Linked DNA regions of Homo sapiens: all the other regions are linked to region 2. Evidence: read pairs that join two places in POLR2A ChIA-PET (ENCODE). Cell type or tissue: K562. All regions are shown on one strand. Links, peaks and the distances in the headings refer to the core of each region. The heading gives the core; the rest is flanking DNA.

Region 1 (7,295 bases), core at 856-5,855, 200 kb before region 2:
CTGGCCAACATGGTGAAACCTCGTCTCTACTAAAAATACAAAAATTGGCCAGGCGCGGTGGCTCATGCCTGTAATCCCAGCACTTTGGGAGGCTGAGGTGGGTGGATCACTTGAGGTCAGGAGTTTGAGACCAGCCTGGCCAACATGGTGAAACCCTGCCTCTACTAAAAATTAAAAAAAAAAATTAGCCAGGTATGGTGGCACGCGCCTATAGTCCCAGCTACTTGGGAGGCTGAGGCATGAGAATCACTTGAGCCCAGGAGATGGAAGTTGCAGTGAGCTGAGACTGTGCCACTGCACTCCAGCCTGGGTGACAGAGCAAGATTTTGCCTCTAAATAAATAAATAGCCAGGCGCAGTGACTCACGCCTGTAATCCTAGCACTTTGGGAGGCCAAGGCAGGCAGATTGCCTGAGCTCAGGAGTTCAAGACCAGCCTGGGAAAGAAACATGGCAAAACCCCGTCTCTACTAAAAACACAAAAAATTAGCCAGGCGTGGTGCTGTACGCCTGTAATCTTAGCTACTTGGGAGGCTGAGGCAGGAGAATCACTTGAACCCGGGAGGCGGAGGTTGCACTGAGCCGAGATTGTGCCACTGCAGCCCAGCCTGAATGACAGAGCAAGACTCTGTCTCTAAATAAATAAATAAATAAATAAATAAACATCTTTATTGAGATACAATTGACAGGTAGTAAGTGGTGCATATTTGAAGTCCACAATTTGGCAAGTTTTGGCTTATACACATATACACCTGTGGATTCCTCACCACAGTAACGGAAGTATTCATCACCCCCGGAAGCTTCATCCTGCCCCGTGTCATCCTCTGCCCTTCCCTACCTCCTCTCAACTCTCATGGGCCCTCTCTCCCTGCAGCGGCTGCAGAGCGGCACCACAGGTGTGTGTGCGCTCATTGCAGGAGCGACCCTGCACGTCGCCTGGCTCGGGGATTCCCAGGTCATTTTGGTACAGCAGGGACAGGTGGTGAAGCTGATGGAGCCACACAGACCAGAACGGCAGGTAAGGGGATCCCTGCGCCCAGGCCCAGGATATTCCTGGCCTCCATCATGCTGGGCCCATAGGGGAACCCCACCCAGCCTGGGAACTTCAGGTAGTAGTAATCCTGGCACCTTTCAAGAGGGAGGGCTCCCTGCCTGATTTGAGTGGCCGGGGGTCCCACGTGAGCCCTTCCTGAGAGCTCTGTGGGTCACAGCTATATGGAGCCCAGAGCTCCGGGGGAGAGCAGAGCCCTCTGCACTGACAGGCATCCCAGTGCAGTCAGTGCAGCCCAGTGCAGACCAGAGCCCATCATACACACGGACAAGGAGGCCACAGGCTGTGGGTGAGGAAGGCCTCAGGGAGGTGATGCTGCCCCGAGGCTGGAGGGAACCTGGCTTGGGGCTGTACTGACTAGAGGCTGCCTGGGACCCTGGCACTCAGGTCATCACCTGGACATGAGGATGACAGTCCCACTCAGACCTCTTCTCAGAAGACTGTCTCATCCATGTGTCTCCTGAGGTTGGATTGCGAGCATTCAGATATCATGGAATGACTGTTTATCCCTCAAACCCCACTTTTCCCACGTGCTGTTCTCCACCAGCTATGTTTGATTAACCATGCACATGGTGGATAATTCTACGTCAGCACATAGGAGCACCCATCCTTTCTTGGGGCTGCGGACATTGCATTCATCATGCAGTCCCTTGTGGGTGAGCATGAAGATCTTTTCAGTCTTTCGGTGCTAAAAACAATGCATCTCTACCTACTTTGTGCAGCATTAATTGCTCAGAGTCAAGTGTACCTATATCTGTAGGACACATCCCCAGAAGTGGGATGGCTAGGTTGGAACTGATGCACGTACAGTCTGGGTAGATTTGCCAAGCTTCCCACCTCAGGCCATGCCAGCCTGGGCTGGCACTACATTCCCAAGAAGGTCCATTTCCCCACAGTCTCACCAGGCTGCAGGATTCTTCCTGTCAGGTAAGAAGCCTGTCTTGGGGCAATTGTTAAGTTTGCTTTTCTGTTACAGAGTGAGTTTGAGCGTGTTTTCAAAAGCTGAAGATCATTTACACAGCCTTTCCTGCAAACACTGTTTTTTTCCTTTGCCTGTTTTTCTTATCAGTTTATAGGTTCCTTGTATATGTGAAGGAGGTTGGTTCCTTGTCTGTGATGATTTGCAAATGTTTTTCCATGCATCTTTTATTTTTGTTTATGGGCTTTTGCCACATGGAGGCTTTGTGTTTTTCTGTAGTTGAGTAGTCTTTTTGTGGCTTCTGGTTTGGAAAGCACATAGAGACACCAGGACTTGATGATTGTAACAGTCAGGGGCAGCTACATTCCTTGGCCTTTCACTGCGGCTCACGGTCTGGTATGGGCCCCCTGTACGTCCTCTCCCCATTGTACAGAGGAGAAAACTGAGGCTCAGTCACTTGCCCAGAGCACACCGCCAAAGTCACAGATAGTCTCTGCCACTCCCCTGCCTCCACCACCGTGGGGGAATTTGGCACCTGCTCCCTAGTGGGCTCTCCTCCCCAGGATATGCAGTCAGATGAAATGTGGCCAAGTCAGGATTCGTGCTGGGCCCACTCCCACCTGCTGCCTGCACACCTACAGGCTCAGCATTCAGCACCCCATTAAAGCCCAGTGGGGGCTCTGTTCAAACACTGCCTGAGTCCTGCAGTATGGCGTCGTGGCAGAGCATGGACAGATGGCCTTGCCTGGTCCCGGCTCCACCGCTTCCAAGTCCATCACACAGGGGTCCCTGGAGGTTTGGGGTAAGGATTGAGTGTCCCAGTGCATGTGGAGCACAGAGATCAGAGCTTGCACAAGAGAAGCACACACAGGTGTCTGTGTTCTTGGCTGCAGCCCGCATGGGCCAAGGAGTTCAGATCCAGTGCCCCCCACCTCCCCTTTCCTGCCGCCATGCTCTGTAGGCTTGGCCCCTCCTGCTGTGATCCTGATCACAGCCTTCCACCCTAGAGAATTAATCACAGATCCAGGCCAAGGTTCTCCCACAAAAACAAGCATCATGTCGGTTACAAGAGCAAGAAACTGGCCTCAACTTGGCGAGCTTCAACGGGGGTCCAGCAGCGGCCCAGAGCAGCTTCCAGGAGTACGTGGGGGGAGTGCGTGGTGCTCTGCCTTGTTCTGCGGCTGTCTGAACAGTCTCCTGCCTCTGCACTCAGTTCAGCCTCCAAACACTGAGTGCCCACTCTGCACAAGATACTTTGTTGAGGCAGTGAGATAACACAGGACCCACTTCCTGCCTCTAAGTCTAATGGGGGAGCAGGAGGAGGGCAAGGACCTGGCAGGATGAGGCAGAGAGATGAATGGAATGGAGCCGCATCTCAGGCAGTTGCAATTCCTGCAGGCCAGGGGAGAGACCAGGAGGAAAGGGCAGGTTATGCCAGAATCAGGGCCAGGTGTGGAGGTGTGCCCCAAGTGATCCTCCCACCTCTCAAGCCTCAGGAGACAGGAGGATGGCTTGAGCCCTAGAGGTTGAGGCTGCAGTGAGCTATGTTCATGACACTGCACTCCAGCCTTGGCAACAGAGTGAGACCCTGTCTTCAAAAAACAAAAACAAGCCCCAGAATCAGTGGGTAGAAGACTCGGGGCAGGGGAGAAGACCACCCACCTGCTGCTCCTTCAGCTGGAAAAGCTGGACTGCCCCAGGCTGGGAGGAACTCTGTAAGGACTCACTAGAAGCTTCTGAAGTGATCAGGCCACTGGAGGACAAGTTGAGGGCTGGGTCACAAAAGTGAGTTCAGGAGGGCAGTGAGAGTCACTCAAGGTCACAGGTCACGCTGGCACGCCTGGCAGGCAGCCTGGGAGAGATAGGAGTCCCGGCTCTGCAGGTGGAGACATCGCAGAGGGCCTTGGGCATCCAGGAGGATGGCAGTGCCATAGGCGACGCTGCTGCGGCCTGGCCGTGTGGAGCACTGCACTCCTAGGAAGCAGGAAATGGCTGTTCACAGGAACCCACAGGCCACCGGCTCCAGCTTTGACCTGGGAAGCTGTTTCAGGCAGGTGGAGAGGATGAGGTTTGAGGAGCAGAGGGAAGAGCTGCTGAGGGGGTGGGCGCTGGGCAGTCGGGAGGCGAAGGCAGGAGATGGCTTGAGCCCTAGAGGTCGAGGCTGCAGTGAGCTATGTTCATGACACTGCACTCCAGCCTTGGCAACAAAGCAAGACCCTGTCTCCAAAAAAAAAAAAAAAAAAAAAAAAAAAACAAAACAAAAAACAGAATCAAGAATCAGTGACTAGGAGACTCAGGGGGAATGGGACAAGACCCCTTAGCCTGGGGATATGTTAGTCCCGGACCAGACTGAGCCTGGCCAGTGTGTGACGGAGGTGGGAGCCACTGGAGGGGAGGAGGACCCAGGTTCAGGGCCAGGGTTAGAGGGGCGAGCCCGGGGAGCCGGCGCAGCCTGTCCAGCACAGGGGGTGCAGAATGGCAGGAGAGGGGATCACAGGCTGCAGGGGAGCAGCACAGCCCCTGTGCCCTCCTGCCCTTTGGCTCCACCCTGTCCCACAGCCATCCCTGGTGGTGGGGAGGGGCTTCAGGTAGGAAGGTTCTAAGCTTAGCCTGCATGGCCCCCTGTGGGGGAGAGCCACCTCCAGAGGGCATGGGAAGCAGATTGCCGTTCATTCTCCATCACCTGCCCACATTCCTGCCTCTGGGACATTGAGGGGCTGGAGTGGGCTGGGGTGTGTGGGAGACAGAAGCAGAGAAAGGCTCCTCATTCTCCCTGGAGCCTCCCACGCTCACAGCCCCTCCCCAGGGAACGCCTCTGAGGCACAGGGGAGGAGGCGCTGCTTCCTCTGCAGCTCCTCGCCGTCTGCAGGCGCCTTCACGCGTGTGTGTGGGCACATGTATGTGTGAACATTCGTGCGTACTCTGTGTTCATCCACCTGCCTCTCCCCGTGCCCTTTCTCCTGCCCTCTTCTTGGCTGTCTCCTGCTCTTCCCTCCTTCCTGGTCCTCCTTGCCTTTCCCTTGCCCTGCTCAGACCCCGGAGGTGGCAGATCTTAGACCCAGAGAGAGCCTTGAGGTCCCTGTTCCTGCCCCCTTCATGGCTTGATTCTCCACCTCAGCTGGGACAGGAGCACCCAGCCTACCAGGCACTGGTCCAGTTCCCACACAGGCTCATGGCTGCAGTGCCCAGGAAGGCCGGGACTCCTGCAAACCCATGTCATTCCCACCACAATGCCCTCTGCAGGGGAGCCACATAAAGAGGCCTGGTCCTTGGTGCAGGCATCTGGAGAGGGCTGCCTCCCCCAGGCCTCCCGCAGTGCATGTCCGTCTGCTCTGGGGAGGGAATTGGCTGATATCCCAATCTGTCTAGGGGACACCATCACCTGGGGCATCAGAGTTCTCATGCCCAGCTGGTGCTGTGCCTGGGGACTAGAAGGGCTGGTGCTGCGTGGGGTCAAGAGGTTTACCTGATAAACCGGTAAGGGATGCCCTCTTCCCCCAGTAGACTTGGGAGGTGCCTCACTCCCAGGGTGCCTCCGTCACTCTGTCAGGGATGCTGTTGTGCAGGCTTCAGTCAGCAGGCTCTCATCGGGGCAGCCTCTCCTTTGGGCAGAGGCTGATAGGACCAAAGAGGTTTCTAGAGGACTTGTGGGTGGACCAAGCCTCTGTCCTGTCCCTGGAGGAACCCAGGCCTGGGGTGTTGTGGTCCCCAGCTGAGTGGAGACTGTGCCTGTGCTGAGCTTGGGTAGAGGAGGACAAGAACTAGGCCAGGCGCGGTGGCTCACACCTGTAATCCCAGCACTTTGGGAAGCCGAGGAGGGTGGATCATGAGGTCAGGAGATCGAGACCAGTCTGGCCAACTTTGAGAAACCCTGTCTCCATTAAAAACACAAAAAAATTAGCTGGGCATGGTGGCACGCCCCTGTAGTCACAGCTACTCAGGAGGCTGAGGCAGGAGAATCACTTGAACCCAGGAGGCAGAGGTTGTAGTGAGCCAAGATCGTGCCACTTCACTCCAGCCAGGTGACAGAGCGAGACTCTGTCTCAAAAAAAAAAAAAAAAAAGAACTGGGCGGGCACAGGCTGCCGTCAGGGCCTCGCTCAGGCTTCCCTGCTGTGTGACCACTCACGTCACATGCTCCATCTTGGCCCAGCAGCTTTCAGGGCAGAGACGGTGTCCCCGAGCTAGAGACAGGGAAGCAGAAGGATCTGCTGTCTGTGTCGGGCTCGCAAGCCTCGTGAGTGCCTCCCTGACCCAGAATGCTGCCCAGGGGCGCAGGCACCGCTAGGCGGCCTCAGGTGGTCCGTTCATTTCACCATTCCTGCAACTAAAGGACTTGTGGGTTGTGTATAATTTCTCACTGTTTTTGATGAGCCTCGTTTGGGTGCATCTCTGAGCCTCCTGGCTTTGTTCCAGTGCTGCGGCTTTGAATGCTGCTGTCTTAGAAGCAGCTGTGCCTCTGCTCAGGTAGCAGCAGGGGGCTTCACGCCCCATCCCCCCGGCCCTGCCCCCAACTCTGGCTGTGTTTCTGCAGGATGAGAAGGCGCGCATTGAAGCATTGGGTGGCTTTGTGTCTCACATGGACTGCTGGAGAGTCAACGGGACCCTGGCCGTCTCCAGAGCCATCGGTGAGAGCCAAAGAGGCCGACCCAAGTGGGAGAAGGTCTCTCGGAAGCCCAGGCCTCGAGTGTGGCCCGCGGCTCACCAGGGGTTCAGGGAGGCAGTGTGATGGGCCGAGGGGGATTTGTCATGCACTGGGGTGATACCCTCGTAGTGTGAAGGGAACAGGGCAGATTCAGAGACTGCAGCACCAGTGTCTGAGTGTAAGTTACACTGTATGTTATTATCTCACCTAAAACAGCTCCTACAAATCTCATAGAAACCTGTGGCTCACCACCCTATGGGCTGGAAGTAGAGCTTCCAATATTCCGGAAATGAGGTTTATCCTCCTCCCGCGTTCATGCTGACAATCCTTTTTTCTCTTTTGGGAAAAAAGTGGGTTCGCTGGGCGCGGTGGCTCACGCCTGTAATCCCAGCACTTTGGGAGGCCGAGGTGGGTGGATCACCTGAGGTCGGGAGTTCGAGACCAGCCTGATGAAACCCCATGTCTACTAAAAAAAAAATACAAAAAATTAGCCAGGCATGGTAGTGAGCCCCTGTAATTCCAGCTATTCAGAAGGCTGAGGCAGGAGAATCACTTGAACCCAGAAGGCGGAGGTTGCAGTGAGCTGAGATCGCGCCACTCCACTCCAGCCTGGATAACGAGGAAAACTCTGTCTCAAAAAATAATAATAAAAATAAATAAAAATTTTAAAAAGTAATGGGTCT
Region 2 (7,295 bases), core at 1,348-6,347:
AGCGCTCAGTACAAGCACATTATCAGTAGTCTCAGGAGAGGTGGTAGAGGTAGTACTTGAGCACAGGTGGGAGGAGAGATGGAGGAGAGAGCCTGGAGGGCCGAGGCACCTGGGGCCACTGGGCAATGGAGGAGCCAGGCCCCTTGGGTTCCCCAGAGAGCAGGGGCTGGTGGGGAGTCTACAGAGGGCCATGGAGCTTTGTCTCAGGGCAGCCATATAGGTGGTTTGATGCTGTCAGTGAGTCCCATTGTGCACCTAGGCTGCAGTTCCTGAAATGTGGAGGGGAGCTTTTCCTCCTGTAATGCAAGTAGGGAGGAAGTGGATGTGTGTGGATGGAAGCTGGAATTGCCAAAGGCAAATTGTACCCATGCTGTTGCCCTTTGTTGTAAATTTTTCCAGACCTTTCCACACCTGTGACTTCATGTACTATGTGAGAGTTTGAATAGTCAGTGTGGGCCAGATGCTGTAGCTCACGCCTGTAATCCCAACACTTTGGGAGGCCAAGGCGGGTGGATCACTTGAGGTCAGGAGTTCAAGGCAAGCCTGGCCAACATGGTGAAACCCCATCTCTACTAAAAATACAAACTTAGCCAGGCATGGTGGGAGGTGCCTGTAGTCCCAGCTATTTGGGAGACTGAGGCACAAGAATTGCTTGAATCCAGGAGGCGGAGGCTGCAGTGAGCCAAGATCGTGCTACTGCACTCCAGCCTGGGAGACAGAGCGAGACTCTGGAAGCCCCATGATGGAAATGTCCCTGATGTGTGTTTATCAGTGCATTTGGCCAGTCTCTTTTGGTTAAACTTTGTTGTTGTTGTTGCTTTTGTTGAGAAGGAGTCTCGCTCTGTTGCCCAGGCTGGAGTACAGTGGCACAATCTTGGCTCACCACAACCTCTGCCTCCCGGGTTCAAGCAGTTCTCCCGCCTCAGCCTCCCTAGTAGCTGAGACTAAAGGTGCCCACCACCACACCGAGCTAATTTTTGTATTTTTAGTAGAGACGAGGTTTCACCATGTTGGTTGGCCAGGCTGGTCTCGATCTCCAGACCTCAGGTGATCTGCCCATCTCGGCCTCCTAAAGTGCTGGGATTACAGATGTGAGCCACCGTGCTAGCCTCTATTGGTTAAACTTGAGGTGGTTTCTAATCTTTTATTACAGGCAGTATTATTATAGGATGATATTTTGTTATTTCAGGTAATAACTGCTTTTATCCAGTTATTTTGCACATGTGCATCAGCCAAAGGTGAACTCCCCAGATGAACCCCCATCCAGGGCTGTGCTCCTAGGAATGTTGTGGGTGTTGCCAAATGGCTGGATCACAGAGCACCTTCACCAGTGGTGTTGTCAACTTCTTAAATTTTTAAATTTAATTTATTATTTGTAGAGACTGTCTCGCTCTGTCGCCCAGCCTGGAGTGCAGTGGTGTGATCATGGCTCACAGCAACCTTGACCTCCTGGCCTCAAGTGATCCTCCCATCTCAGCCTCCCAAGTAGCTGGGACTACAGGTGCACACCCAGCTCATTTTTTTTTTTTTTTTTAGAGATGGGGGTCTTGCTGTGTTGGCCAGGCTGATCTTGAACTCCTGGCCTCAAGTAATCTTCCCACCTTGGCCTCCCAAAACACTGGGATTACAGGCATGGGCCACCCCTGACCTTATCAACTTTTTTTTTGAGATAAGATCGTACTCTGTCACCAATGCTGGAGTGCAGTGGTGTGATCTCGGCTCACTGCAACCTCTCCCTCCTGGGCCTAAGTGATTCTCCTGCCTTAGCCTTCCAAGTAGCTGGCACCACAGTCATGCACCACCATGCCCGGCTAATTTTTTTTTTTTTTCTTCAGGATGGAGTTTTGCTCTTGTTGCCCAGGCTGGAGTACAATGGCGCAATCTCAGCTAACTGCAATCTCTGCCTCCTGGGTTCAAGCAATTCTCCTGCCTCAGCCTCCCAAGTAGCTGGCATTACAGGCACACACCACCATGCCCGGCTAATTTTTGTATTTTTAGTAGAGATGGGGTTTCACCATGTTGGCCAGGCTGGTCTAGAACTCCTGACTTCAGGTGATCCACCCGCCTCGGCCTCCCAAAGTGCTGGGATTACAGGCGTGAGCCAGTGTGCCTGGGCTTTTGTATTTTTTTGTAGAGACGGGGTTTCACCATGTTGCCCAAGCTGGTCTCAAACTCCTGGACTCAAGCGATGCACCCACCTTGGGTTCCCAAAGTGCTGGGATTACAGGTGTGAGCCACCACGCCTGGCCTAACTTTTAAAAAAATCATTGCCAACCTGCTAAGTGTTAGACAGTATGAGTGTGCCTTCAGAGTTGAACATCTACTTGCATGTTCCACCTTGGACACCGTGGTCCAAGGTGGGGAGACTCTGGCTTTGAATCCAGCTTCACAGGTCACTGGCTGTGCAACCTTGGGTGCTCAGGTAACCTTTTTGGACTTCGGTTTCCCCATGTGCATCGTGGGGCTAATAAGGACACGCATCTCTTAGAACTGCTGTTAATCGTGCGATTCTTGTATGGTGAGCAGTGTAGGACAGGGCTGGTGTTGGCTTGCCAAGGCTCTGGGAGCCGCTGCACGTCCTTTTCCAGGAGCTGGTGGTTTTATCCGTTGTCCATTCCCTCCGTGATGGCGGTGGCCTTTTCATCTTTCTAATCCCAAGGACGGTGCCTTGCCAGTGAGGGGTGGGAGAGGCAAAGCTAAAAGCAGGGAGGCCTCCTCCATGGAGAGGAGGGGAAGGAAGGGGTGGCCGAGTGGGAGCGGAGGTGGAGAAGCTGTGGGGACGGCTGGCCGGGCAGGTGACACCACCACCTCTCACCGCTCATCCCTCTCCTCCCTAAAGAGGTGGACCATGATATCCTGGTTCCACTTTCTTTATGAATCCTGGCTGAACATGGCGGGGCCACATGAGCACTGTTCCTTCCCCGCTCTCCCTGGCATTCTGTCCACCTGGCACACCAGCCCCTTCATCGCCACGCCCAGCAGACGCCCCAGTTCTCCTCCAGCTTTGCAGCCTCTGACCCTGACGCACTGGCTTCCGTATCTGCCTGAGGCCTCCTTTCCATCTCGGGACACCCTGGAGGGCTCCCCGGGGAAGTAATGGGGATGGGACCCACACTCACCTGCCAGGTGGTGGCAGTGCCAGGGGGTAGGTGGAGCAGCCTGGGGATTGAGGGGAACAGGCTGTCCTCTACACAGGTGCCCCAGGGATGGGGCGACGACCCAGTGGGGTGGTTGAAAAAGTGAAGGGGGCACCCCAGTCTGCACTCCATCCCATGAAGTGTCAGAAGCTGCTTGGTTTTGTTTGCTTCCTCAGTGTGTTTGTCTTTAGAAGTGTGCTACCGGCACCATATGGACATGGGCCTGATTCACATTCTCTTAAAATAATTTTACAGGCTTATTTTAGGAGAGAAATTTCTGGATTCCAGAAAATTGTTTTTGCTCTAAAAACATACCCCACATTAATGTCTATTTGGGGGGATGGATGGCAGCTGCCCTCCAAACGTGGGGACACACAGTGTCCGAGAGTGGAGATGATTTTCCTGGTGAATTGCCCAGCATTTTCCTTTCAGTTACTTACTTCAGGGTGGTTCCTTATTTGCCAATAGATCTTGTAAAAGCCCATTTACATTGGTTGTTTCCAAACTTGGCCATGGGTTCCCCAGTGCAACAGTGGATCTGTCATTTAAAGCCAAGTTAAAACTTAACATGACATGCCTCTCAGTGACCACAAATACAGCCCTGGCCACTACTGCCAGGACCCCTTTGAGGGCTAGTGACAAGGGTTGCCATCAGGACTGAGACCACATGAAGCGCACGGGAGGCATCTGTGCAGTGACCAGACTCAAGGCAGGAGACAGGGACAGGGACTTGGGGGACATTTGGGACCCAGGGCAGCAGGCTCTTCAGGTAAGATTGCCTTGGGGGCGGGGCTGTATAATGAAGGTCTCCAAATAAAGCCCATGCGAAGTGTGCTTGGGAAACAGCAAGCCTGTTTTGGTTGGAAACAAGGCTTTTTGTAATTAGCGGTGCCCTCAGTGTTTACTCTGCAGAGCCCTAGGCACTCTGGTCCAGGAAGAGTTAGTAGCGTCCTCTGCATCCCACTGGGGATGTGTGACACTCAGAGAAACCACAAGGTGGAGGCGAGAGCTGAGATCTGAGCTTGTCGCTGCATCTGTCTGCCTCACAGCTGGGAGGCTCAGCCAGTGGCACTTGCTGTGGGGACAGCCCAGGTGCAGGAAGGGGCCAGCAAGGGAGGGCAGCAGGCTGGGCTACAGCCACCAGGGGTGGTATCTCCACTGAGAGTTACAGGCTTTGAGCAAATAGAGAACAGTTACAGCATGGAGGACCCTGGGGTAACACAGGACCCTGATGGGGACGCACCGCTTCCTCCTGCCTGGAACACTGGTGGTCAGAGGGTCCCCTCCCTCCTGGGGACTGGACTGTCCTCCGCTGATGCTCCTCCCTCTCAGGCCAGGTGGGACCGAGAGCGGAGAGCACCTGTGCTCTGGATTGAGTACCCGCCTGTGGGACTGTGGTGGCCGCTAGCGGGCAGGGATGCCTATTTCTCAGGATGTTGTGAGAATTCAACGGCCTGAGAATTTGCCGACCCTAAGGTGCAGATGCATGATGTAAAGGGCAAACGCCTGTCTTTGGCAACATTCTTGTCATTCTGGGGGCCTTGCGCCTGAATAGATGAGATTCCTTCCTGGAACCTTCTGGGACCAGCTTGGGGCCACAGCAGGCTGCGGCTGGTCCTTCCTGGACAGCGCTGGCAGGGCCCTGGCTTGTGCACTGCTCTTTGGGGACCATGGTCCTAGACCCTGGGGACATGTGGGTCTGGGTGAGGTGAATCTGCAGCTGCCCGCACCCCACGGCCCCTGCCCGCAGAGACTCCTTGGTGCCCATGGGTCCATGTTTTTAACAAGCTTACCAGTGTTTAGTGGCCATTTCTCATATCAAGTACTGATGTTTCTTTTTTTGGACACGGTCTCGGTCTGTTGCCCAGGCTGGAGTGCAGGGGCACCATCACGGCTCACCATAGCCTCGACCTCCCCGGCTTAAGCAATCCTCCAGTTTCAGCCTCTGGAGTAGCTGGGACCACAGGCATGTGCCACCGTGCCCGGCTATTTTTTTTTTTTTTTCCTTTGGTAGAGACAGGGTCTCACTATCTTGCCTGGGCTGGTCTCGAACTCCTGGGCTCAAGTGATCCTCCTGCCCTGGCTTCCAAAAGTGCTGGGATGACAGGCGTGAGCTGCTGCACCCGGCCGCAGTAGTGATGTTTCAACCCCCATTTACTTTTGCTGTCTCCGTGTGAGGATTCCCCTGATACATATTCATTCCCTAGATATTTAAGTGCCTTTCAGGGGCCAGGACACTAGTCAGTGATTTTTTTTCTACCATCTAGATTTAATAAAACCACCCAAGTGACTTTAAAATTTTATCATTTTAGGCTGGGCACAGTGGCTCACACCTGTAATCCCAGCACTTTGGGAGGCCGAGGCAGGCGGATAATGAGGTCAGGAGATCGAGACCAGCCGAGGCAAGATAGTGAGACCCTGTCTCTACCAAAGAATACAAAAAATACAAAAAATTAGCCGGGTGTGGTGGCGGGTGCCTGTAGTCCCAGCTACTTGGGAGGCTGAGGCAGGAGAATGGCATGAACCCGGGAGATGGAGCTTGCATTGAGCCGAGATTGCACCACTGCACTCCAGCCTGGGCGACAGAGTGAGACTCCGTCTCAAAAAAAAAAAAAAAAATTACCATTTTAGGGCCAGGTATGGTGGCTCATGCCTGTAATCCCAACACTTTGTGAGGCTGAGGCAGGTGGGTCACTTGAGGTCAGGAGGTCGAGACCAGCCTGGACAACATGGTGAAAGCCCATCTTTACTAAAAAAATATAAAATTAGCCGGGCATGATGGCACATGCCTGTAATCCCAGCTACTTGGGAGGCTGAGGCAGGAGAATCACTTGAACCCGGGAGGCAGAGGTTGCAGTGAGCCGAGATTGCACCATTGCACTCGAGCCTGGGCGGAAAGAGCGAAAGTCCATTTCAAAAAAAAAAAAGAAAGAAAAAGTAAAATAAAATTTTATTTTCTTAGGCTGGTGCAATGGTTCATGCCTCTAATCCCAGCACTTTGGGAGGCCAAGGTGGGTGGATGGCCCGAGCCAGGAGTTTGAGACCAGTCTGGGCAACATAGTGAAACCTTGTCTCTACAAAAAATACAGAAATGAACCAAGTGTGGTGGCGCACACCTGTCATCCCAGCTACTTGGGAGGCTGAGGTACAAGAATCACTTGAACCCGGAAGGCAGAGGTTGCAGTGAGCTGAGATTATGCCACTGCACTCCAGCCTGGGCAACAGAGTGAGACCCTGTCTCAAAACAAAAACAAAAAAAAAAAAAAAGAAAAAAATTTTTTAATGAACTATTTTTTTCCCCCCAGGATGAGGTCTTGCTTTGTTACCCATGCTGGAGTGCAGTGGTGCGATCATGGCTCACAGCAACCTCCATCTCCCGAGTTCAAGCTATTCTCCTGCCTCAGCCTCCTGAGTAGCTGGGATTGCAGGTGCCCGCCACCACGCATGGCTAATTTTAGTATTTTTAGTAGAGATGGGGTTTCACCACGTTGGCCAGGCCGGTCTCAAACTCCTGACCTCATGATTTGCCTGCCTTGGCCTCCCAAAGTGCTGAGATTATAGGTGTGAGCCACCATGCCCAGCCTTAATGAACTATTTCATAATTACAAAATACTAAATTATTTAAGCAGAGTGTGATGAGGTTTGAAGGAGGTACACGGAGCCTGTGCCTGTGGAATGTTCCTGAGGTCAAGAGGAACTGCTGCTGTGCTGTCCCTGGAGTGGGACTGGGGCTCTGGGATGGGAGACTCACTTTTCACTCAATGGAAGATCCTTTTGCCATCTCAAGACATACATGGTACGTACAGATGAGAAATGAAGATTAATAAAATGGACATGTGTATACCCAACAGCAGCTTAAAAAATAAAATCCCAGGCCAGGCGTGGTGGCTCACACCTGTAATCCCAGCACTTTGGGAGGCCAAGGCGGGTGGATCACCTGAGGTCAGGAGTTGGAGACCAGCCTGGCCAACATGGTGAAACCCTGTCTCTACTAAAAATACAAAAAATCAGCTGGGCGTGATGACGTGCACCTGTAGACCCAGCTACTCAGGAGGCTTAGGCAGGAGAATCGTTTGAACCTGGGAGGCAGAGGTTGCAGTGAGTCCAGCCTGGGGAACAGAATGAGACTCCGTCTCAAAAAAAAAAAAATTAATTAAA
Region 3 (7,295 bases), core at 856-5,855, 1.7 Mb after region 2:
CCACAGACCAGGCGGCTGCAACAACAGACACTATTGTCTCGCAGCATTGGATGCTGGAGATCCAAGATCAAGGCGTCAGCAGGGCTGGCTCCTTTTGAGGGTCTTCTCGGTATGCAGACGACTGCTTCTATCTCTGTATACACACCAGCTTCCCCTGTGCGTATCTGAGTCACCCATCACATTGATTAGGGCCTACCCACATGACCTTATTTTACCTTCATCTTTTTTTTGAGATGCAGTCTCGCTCTGTTGCCCATGCTGGAGTGCAGTGGCGCAATCTCGGCTCACTGCAAGCTCTGCCTCCCAGGTTCACGCCATTCTCTTGTCTCAGCCTCCCAAGTGGCTGGGACTACAGGCGCCCACCCCCATGCCCAGCTAATTTTTTTGTGTGTTTTTAGTAGAGATGTGTTATCCAGGATGGTCTGGATCTCCTGACCTTGTGATCCGCCCACCTTGGCCTCCCAAAGTGCTGGGATTACAGGCGTGAGCCACCGTGCTCGGCCAGCCCCTACATTCTTTAGAGTTCTGTTCACTCACTAGCCAGCCCAACACTACTCCAGTCCCTGTAGCAGTCAATAGTTCTTTCCTAACATTTCTTCCACCTTCCCTGCAGCATGCTGTCTGCTGCTGGGACCTGCCACTCACCCAACTGCAAAAAGGGAAAACACCAGACACCCTTCCTTCCTGATTCCTTGGCCTGAAATGACTTCACTCAGCCTTGAAGTCAAGCAGCATGGTGTCTATGCAACTTTGCAGTGACTCAAATCTGAGACCCTCTTGAAATGGTTCAAATCATTTCTGGTACAGATTTTAAAATGATGAAAACTTCCCGAGCAGTTGCATTAGAGAGTGGTTACACGTTTCATTTTAGATGTGGGTTATATCTCTGCCTCGTTCTCTGTGTGGATAAATGCTGGGGTGTCCTGGGGAATGGAGGTGTGGCCGTCCTGAGTCCAGGGTCAGGGGTGGCTTCTGGCCTCGATTTCCTGACTCCTCTGGCTGGTCCTCAGCGTCCCCTCTTCCCCAGGTTCTTTTTCCTCAGCTCAGGACCCACCCACAGACCCCTAGCCTGGCCGCCACTTTGACTTCTCACCAGCAGCTGTGACCCGCCAGCCCAAGCTGGCTCTCACTCACTGACGCCGTTGTCCCAGTTCTGCCGCCCGACCCTCCTCAAAGCCCATAGAACTGCAGCCCACCTGGACCCATGTCACTCCTCTGTCCTACCTGTGGCTGCCTTCTGTGGCTGAGTCTTCACGTCTTTGTACATTGACTGGAGTCCCCGCCCCGAGAGGCATTCTGACAGCATCCCACACTGAGTGACCCTGTCCTGGAGGGCAGTGCCAGGCCTGTGCAGCCCCGTCCTGGCCCACACACCTTCCTGCACACAGCAGCTTGGGTGGCATGAGAACTGGCTGGGCACCCAGGACCCTGCAGGGCGCAGCAGATGCAGAGCGAGGGGGTTACCTGTACGCGTTTTTGGAAACAGGGCGAGGATCAAACTTAAAGAAGATGATGCACATGGTGGTGCAGGGCGGCTCTGCTGACACAGGTCGCGAGGTCTGCGGGAAAAGGAAAACACTGAGTTGAGCGGATGGCAGACACTCAGGGCTGCCCTCCGAACCTGCAACAGGCCAGAACAGAGAGAACCACCTCTGTGGTGTCTGTACTACTTGCTGGGTGTGGGGGAACTGGACACCACACTCTTGGCCGGTGCCACACAAACAACTCCCAAACCCATGCACTCATTGGCACTGGCCAGACTGTCTCTCCACCACCTGCAACACCAGCCCTGAACAGAAGCATCCCATCAGCACCATGGTAGTCTTAAGGCCTGGACACACCGAGCTGGGGTGCCGAGGGGGTCCCCGGGGGGCAGCAGAAGTGAGGGCAGGAGCCACACTGTGAGAAACAAACTTACCCATCCAAATCTAAAGAATGAACTCAGACCCAGAGAACAGCGAAAGTGAGACTTTTAATGACAGTCTTGCAAGATCAGGTGTCAGACAGGCACACCCAGCACAGTTTCGACAAGCAATTTATCCCCTAGTACGCAGGTCCCTCCCCCAGTTCCTCATAGGCCGAGTACTGTGGGGTCACAATTTTCCCGGACGTCGCCTATTAATTGTTGGGTAGGGGCTTCAGGTGTTTTTTTGGGGGCTTGTCTTGCTGTATTTTGTTGCAGCCCACAATGCATTGCAGTCCTAGTTAGCTCAGGGACTTTTTAAGTATTTAACTTACGACCTAAGTAGCAGGCAGGCTGATAAGAACAGACAAAATGAGCTATTTTGCAGGCTAGTAAACTTTCAGCTTAGACTGAACTTCTTTGGTTCGGGTGAAGGCAACTAAGTGCGGGGAAAGTGGAGGCCGACAAGCACACATCAGCTATCCAAGCAGGGTGGCCTAGTATATCCTGTTTCTTCTGTAGTTTGCTGAGCTAAGCCAATTTAAGACACTTTGTCTTGGAAATAGACCACTGTATACATTCTTCCTTCAAGACTGTCCCCCACATGCACATCTCCTCCCCTGCAACAGCACCAAACCCACCCCACACGCCACCAGTGGGGGCAGCCCTGCCTCCGCCTCCAACAGCATGGCCCACTCACCTGGGATGCAGGCCCTACAGGTCCTGCTCAGCACACACACTCGCCATCCCACAGGACCCGAAGGCCCCACACACCCACAGCAGCTGGCATGGACACGTGCCGGGGACACGCTGGGTGACTGCACACTTAGCATACACCTCGTCCCCACCCAGGGACCTCTGGGGCCCAGAGCAGGCAGTTTTCCACAATGCAAACGAGTGCAGAACGGAGATTAGATTCCGAGGCCACCCAAGGGTGACACCCAAGTTCCCTGAAATGTGCACATGTGCAATGATTTAGTGACACGGCTCCAGGGCAGAGCCAGTGCTCACAGCTGGGACATGGGACAGCCAAGAAGCTGTTCAAATACTGAAGAGACCCAAAAAGATTCCTCTGAGAAAAGTCTAATGAGTGGGGACGGAGGTGAAGAGGGCTCAGTGTATGTGCCTCCATAGGCACGGGCATTAGGGATGGCCATTGGGGACCATCTGCTCCAGTGAGGAGCTGGTGGCTGTGCAGTTGAAGTATTGGGATAGCAATAAGCGCCACGTGCAGACGCACTGGGTCAGGGGGATGGGCAGCCATTTGAGATGGTCTGCTGGCCACCACTCTGCATAGGATGGGAAGCTAAAGGGTGTGTTGTTGCAAGGGGGCCCTGTGGGAAGCAGACTGTGGGGCTGGAAGTGGGTTGGGTCCCCTTGCCGGGTGCCCTGGAAGCGCCCACAGGGGGCCATCATCCGAGGGTGGGCAGGCTACTAGGGGCAATCCTTTTGGTAAAAACAACTCAAGATGCTGGATGAAATATGAAAACATCTTAAAAATTGCCAGGAGCTGATGAGCTCATGCAGCATTTGGCCAACAGTTCGGAGAGCGTGGCCCACAGAGGACAGCAGAACACAGTGGCCAATCCTGCCTGAGAGCGTTTGCCCACTGAACACACTGGGGCTCATACTCTGGTGGCCTCGGGGGCGAAGGAGACAGAAGACAAGGTCCAGTCACCCCCACAGGATGAAGAACCTAACAGAAGACTCTCCTCTAAGTTAGGCTGGGACTCCAAAGAGCGATGCTTAGGGAGAGATGAACTACAGCCGCAGCCACCCCCAGGGGTTATGGGGACATTGCACATAAGTGAAGGGAAGTTTCTGAGAAGCTGTGGCACAGCCAGCCGTCCAGGTCCACACTGGGGGTACAAGGACCCACAAGCCAAGCACAGTTTTAAGGGGTTCCAGCACTCGTAGTGCCCCTGTGCCTGAAGTTCTCTCTGGAGAAAGATACCTTCATCCTATACTTCAAAGAAGTCTCAAAATCATTTTTCAAAGACCAGAAGCAGTACATAGTCAGAAAGAACCACATAATGAAAGAAGCACCATGAGCAAGAACCAGCAGAAAGATAACCGTACATGCATCATCAACCAACCATGCTCTGATGGCAGAAAGAAAACAGACAGCTCAGAAACATCTGCAGGGCAAAGGAAGTGATGAAGAGCAAACTGGGTTTACAAAGCAGCAAAAGGAACTCGGTTTTTTTTTGTTGTTGTTGTTTTGTTTTTGCTCCTGTTGCCCAGGCTGGCTGGCATAATCTCGGCTCACCGCAACCTCCGCCCCCCGAGTTCAAGCAATTCTCCTGCCTCAGCCTCCCGAGTAGCTGGGATTACAGGCATGCGCCACCACGCCCAGCTAATTTTGTATTTTTAGTGGAGACGGGGTTTCTCCATGTTGGTCAGGCTGGTCTCCAACTCCTGACCTCAGGTGATCCACCCACCTCGGCCTCCCAAAGTGTTAGGATTACAGGCATGAGCCACCATGCCTGGCCAAAAGAACTCTTAGGAAGCTATTTTAGAAATGAAAGCTTCAGTGACTGCACATTAAAGCTCAGCTGTGGGTTTAAGAGCAATCAGGTGCAGCTGATGATGCAGAACCATCCCGAATGCAGTGCAGGAAGATGGGGAACACGCTGGGCTTTGGGAGTGCACCCAAGGTGCCACTGATGGGGTGGGCCCAGCACTCACCATGTGGCCAGAAGACACAAGTCCCTTTACTCTGGAGGAGCTGGTCTTTCCTGCACATGAGAACCCCTGGCTGCAGTCACTGGAGAAGCCCTGCCAGCTGGTCTCTACTGGAATCCCACTGGCCTGGAGCCCAGGGCTGCCCAAGGCCTGCTCACCAGGGACATGCTCCTCTGGGGTGTTAGAGAAGGCCGTTGGTCTCAATCAACTTCAGCCGACCTCAGCCCTCCCTGGGCTGCACGCCCAGCTGCTGGCAAGGCCATGGATGAGGGCAGTTCTGGCCACTGATACACGTAGGACAGACAGGCAGAAAGGCACCCCCAGTTCAGCTGCAGGACCCCACCATCCTAGCTGGCCAGGGTGCAGGGGCAGCAGACCAGCCCTCCAGGCACCAGTGGCAGGGAGGGCTCCATGGTCCAAGGGAAGGCCATAAACAGATCTCCGGACAGCCTGGCACTGGAGGTGTGGGCGCAGAGCCAAGGGCTGTGGCCTCGACGAAGACGCGGTCATTGGGAGGGAAGGACCAGAGGAAAGCCAGCCCCTGGGGAGGGGACCATCAGGAACTGCCTTTCTCTCCAATCCCTCGCCCCCTGCTCGAGCCAGGCCCACTGCCCACCGGCCCCCAACCCAGCTCTAGCCAGCAGGTCTCCCCCTCCCCCTGCCAGCTTCACCTCCCCCGACCTGTGACCTTGCCTTTGCCTGGGCCCCTGTGTGCTCCCTAAGCCAAGCCCTGCAGGTTCCCTAGGTCCTACAAGGTCCCCACACAGGCCCACCACAGCATTCCAACACCCTCTCATGCCTGCTGACTTGCCAGGCTCTGGGAGGGAGCCATGGATATAGTCCTTGTCCTTTTGGTCACCATATCTTGATCTGGGCGCAGGGCATGTGGGCACACGGGTGGCCAGGACCACTTCCCACAACTTCCACAGGTCCCATCACACCAGGTGAGGCTGGGCTCCTCAGGGCATCTCTTGTGCCACACAGAGCTCGCCCTCAAGGTTGCCCGAATTGGCCAACTCTACAGGAGGGTTGGTGTCCCAGGGAGAATCGTGCCTGGCTTTCCAGGTGAGGCTCCGCCCTGCCTGTCCCCACCCCTGCCCTGGGCTCAGCACTTGGGCCAAGCCCAACCAACTCTCAGCATGTCCTTGGCAGTCCAAGAAGGCCAGAGTGGTCAAAGCCATGCAGGGTTGGCCCTGAGGCCCAGGCGGCCAGAACCAGACCACAAAGAGCAGCTGGAGGAAGAGGCAGGCAGGAGGGTCTGGGGTCCAGTCAGCAGCCTTGCCCTGGGTCTCAGAGGCCACAGCCCAGAAGCATCTGAACATCTGCAGGAAGCCACGCCCAGTCTCTGCATCCTGCACAGGACCCCGCCTGCCCCAAGGGGCTAAGACCACCAGGGCAGCCTGCACACAACCACCAGGCTTGCAGAAGCAGTCAGATGGCCACACGCCCATCCTCTCCAGGCGGAAAATGCTTACCCCTCTCCATTCTGTCAACTGGCCTCACGGCCACCGGGATAGCAGTTGGGCAAGTAGGTTACAGGGCGGGTGGGGCAGGTGACGCAAAACCTGGCTGCCAGGGCGGGTCCAACCCCAACCGGAAGGAGGCTGGGCCAGGGCACCACAGGTGGGAAGATGCTGATGAGCTCCTCCCTGTGCTGTGTGCTCTGCAGCTGTGATCTCATCTCAAGAGTCCCAGGTCACATGGCAGGGATGGGCAAGGTGAGCCTGGAGGGGCTCATGGTGGGGCACCTGCTGGTTGGGCTAGAGGTGAAGAAGCAGTGAGCTGGCCACCCCGAGCAGGCACACGTGGGATGCTGGGATCAAGTGGGCCTGCTGGACCCTGCACCCACGGCCTGGCAGCCCCTGAGAGAGTCAGGATGGCCTCGGCACTGGATCTGTTCATTTGTAGCTCTGCTCTGCCCAGCCACGCTGTGGACACTCCTGGAAGTCAGCATGCTGCCTTCTGCTCTCTCATAGCAGGATCTGCTGATCCCCGCCAGGGTGCAAGAGGTCCCTGGGCAAGCTGGTGATGGGCAGCCAGCTTCCTCCTGGCCATGGTGGTCACTGTGTTCACATGTGGTCCTACTAGAAACATCATCTTGAAAGCAACTGGCATGACACAGGCACATGGCCAGGCCTCACCAGGCCCACAGGGATGGAAGAGCCCAGATATGTAGCCCAGGCTGACAACAGGAGGCCGTGTGGGCAGCAGTCGAGAGGAGCCATACTTCAAGACTGAAAGCAGAGCCTGTGAGGTGGGCAAATGTCCTGCCACCGACCTACGACACCAGCACAGCGCAGCAGGGCAACGTGGCATGGTGGTGAGGTTCCTGAGCCAGGACAAGAAAAGAAGCGTTGTTCTCATGGCTATTTGAGGAAGCACATCACCTCCACTCTGTCGCCCAGGTGCAGTCGTGTGATCATAGCTCACTGCAGCCTCGAACTCCTGGGCTCAAGCCATCCTCCCACCTCAGCCTCCCAAGTAGCTAAGATTACAGCTGCATACCACCACACCCGGCTAATTTTTTTTTTTTGAGACAGAGTCTCGATCTGTCACCTAGGCTGGAGTGCAGCGGCGCGATCTCAGCTCACTGCAGCCTCCTCCTCCCTGGTTCAAGCGATTCTCCTGCCTCAGCCTCTCAAATAGCTGGGACTAGAGGTGCGTGCCATCACACCCAGCTAATTTTTGTATTTTTAGTAGAGATGGG

Evidence for each region. ChIA-PET counts read pairs that join two places held together with the same protein. Peaks named below come from ENCODE experiments on the same cell type or tissue, not always from the same donor. Only the 100,000 strongest peaks of a DNase experiment are listed, where the experiment ranks them.
Region 1: POLR2A ChIA-PET joins it to region 2 with 6 read pairs; 10 of 35 experiments call an interaction of 5 or more read pairs at or near these places.
Region 3: POLR2A ChIA-PET joins it to region 2 with 5 read pairs; 1 of 35 experiments calls an interaction of 5 or more read pairs at or near these places.

Annotation. Positions count from the first base shown.
Region 1 is chr22:21,924,869-21,932,163 of GRCh38, reverse strand. It overlaps PPM1F (protein phosphatase, Mg2+/Mn2+ dependent 1F), which reads left to right. Exons shown (of 8, transcript NM_014634.4): 6 at 873-1,016; 7 at 6,502-6,595. Among named protein-coding and RNA genes, the nearest start is that of PPM1F-AS1, 9.7 kb to the left of the region's middle. In K562, for the core only: no CTCF peak of the experiment used is centred there; DNase peaks (open chromatin) are centred at 2,823, 4,475 and 4,763.
Region 2 is chr22:21,723,682-21,730,976 of GRCh38, reverse strand. All of the region lies in intron 1 of YPEL1 (yippee like 1), which reads left to right. Among named protein-coding and RNA genes, the nearest start is that of YPEL1, 8.5 kb to the left of the region's middle. RefSeq lists silencers at 783-970, 7,096-7,295. In K562, for the core only: a CTCF peak has its summit at 4,127 (motif pointing right); DNase peaks (open chromatin) are centred at 2,566, 2,796, 4,136, 4,806 and 2 weaker places; H3K27me3 peaks cover 4,799 bases.
Region 3 is chr22:20,031,024-20,038,318 of GRCh38, reverse strand. It overlaps TANGO2 (transport and golgi organization 2 homolog), which reads right to left. Exons shown (of 9, transcript NM_152906.7): 2 at 1,465-1,559. The coding sequence starts at 1,520. It overlaps MIR185 (microRNA 185), which reads right to left and starts at 5,180; the gene lies at 5,099-5,180. RefSeq lists enhancers at 4,063-4,132, 5,816-6,035, 6,470-7,166. In K562, for the core only: no CTCF peak of the experiment used is centred there; DNase peaks (open chromatin) are centred at 2,798 and 5,092.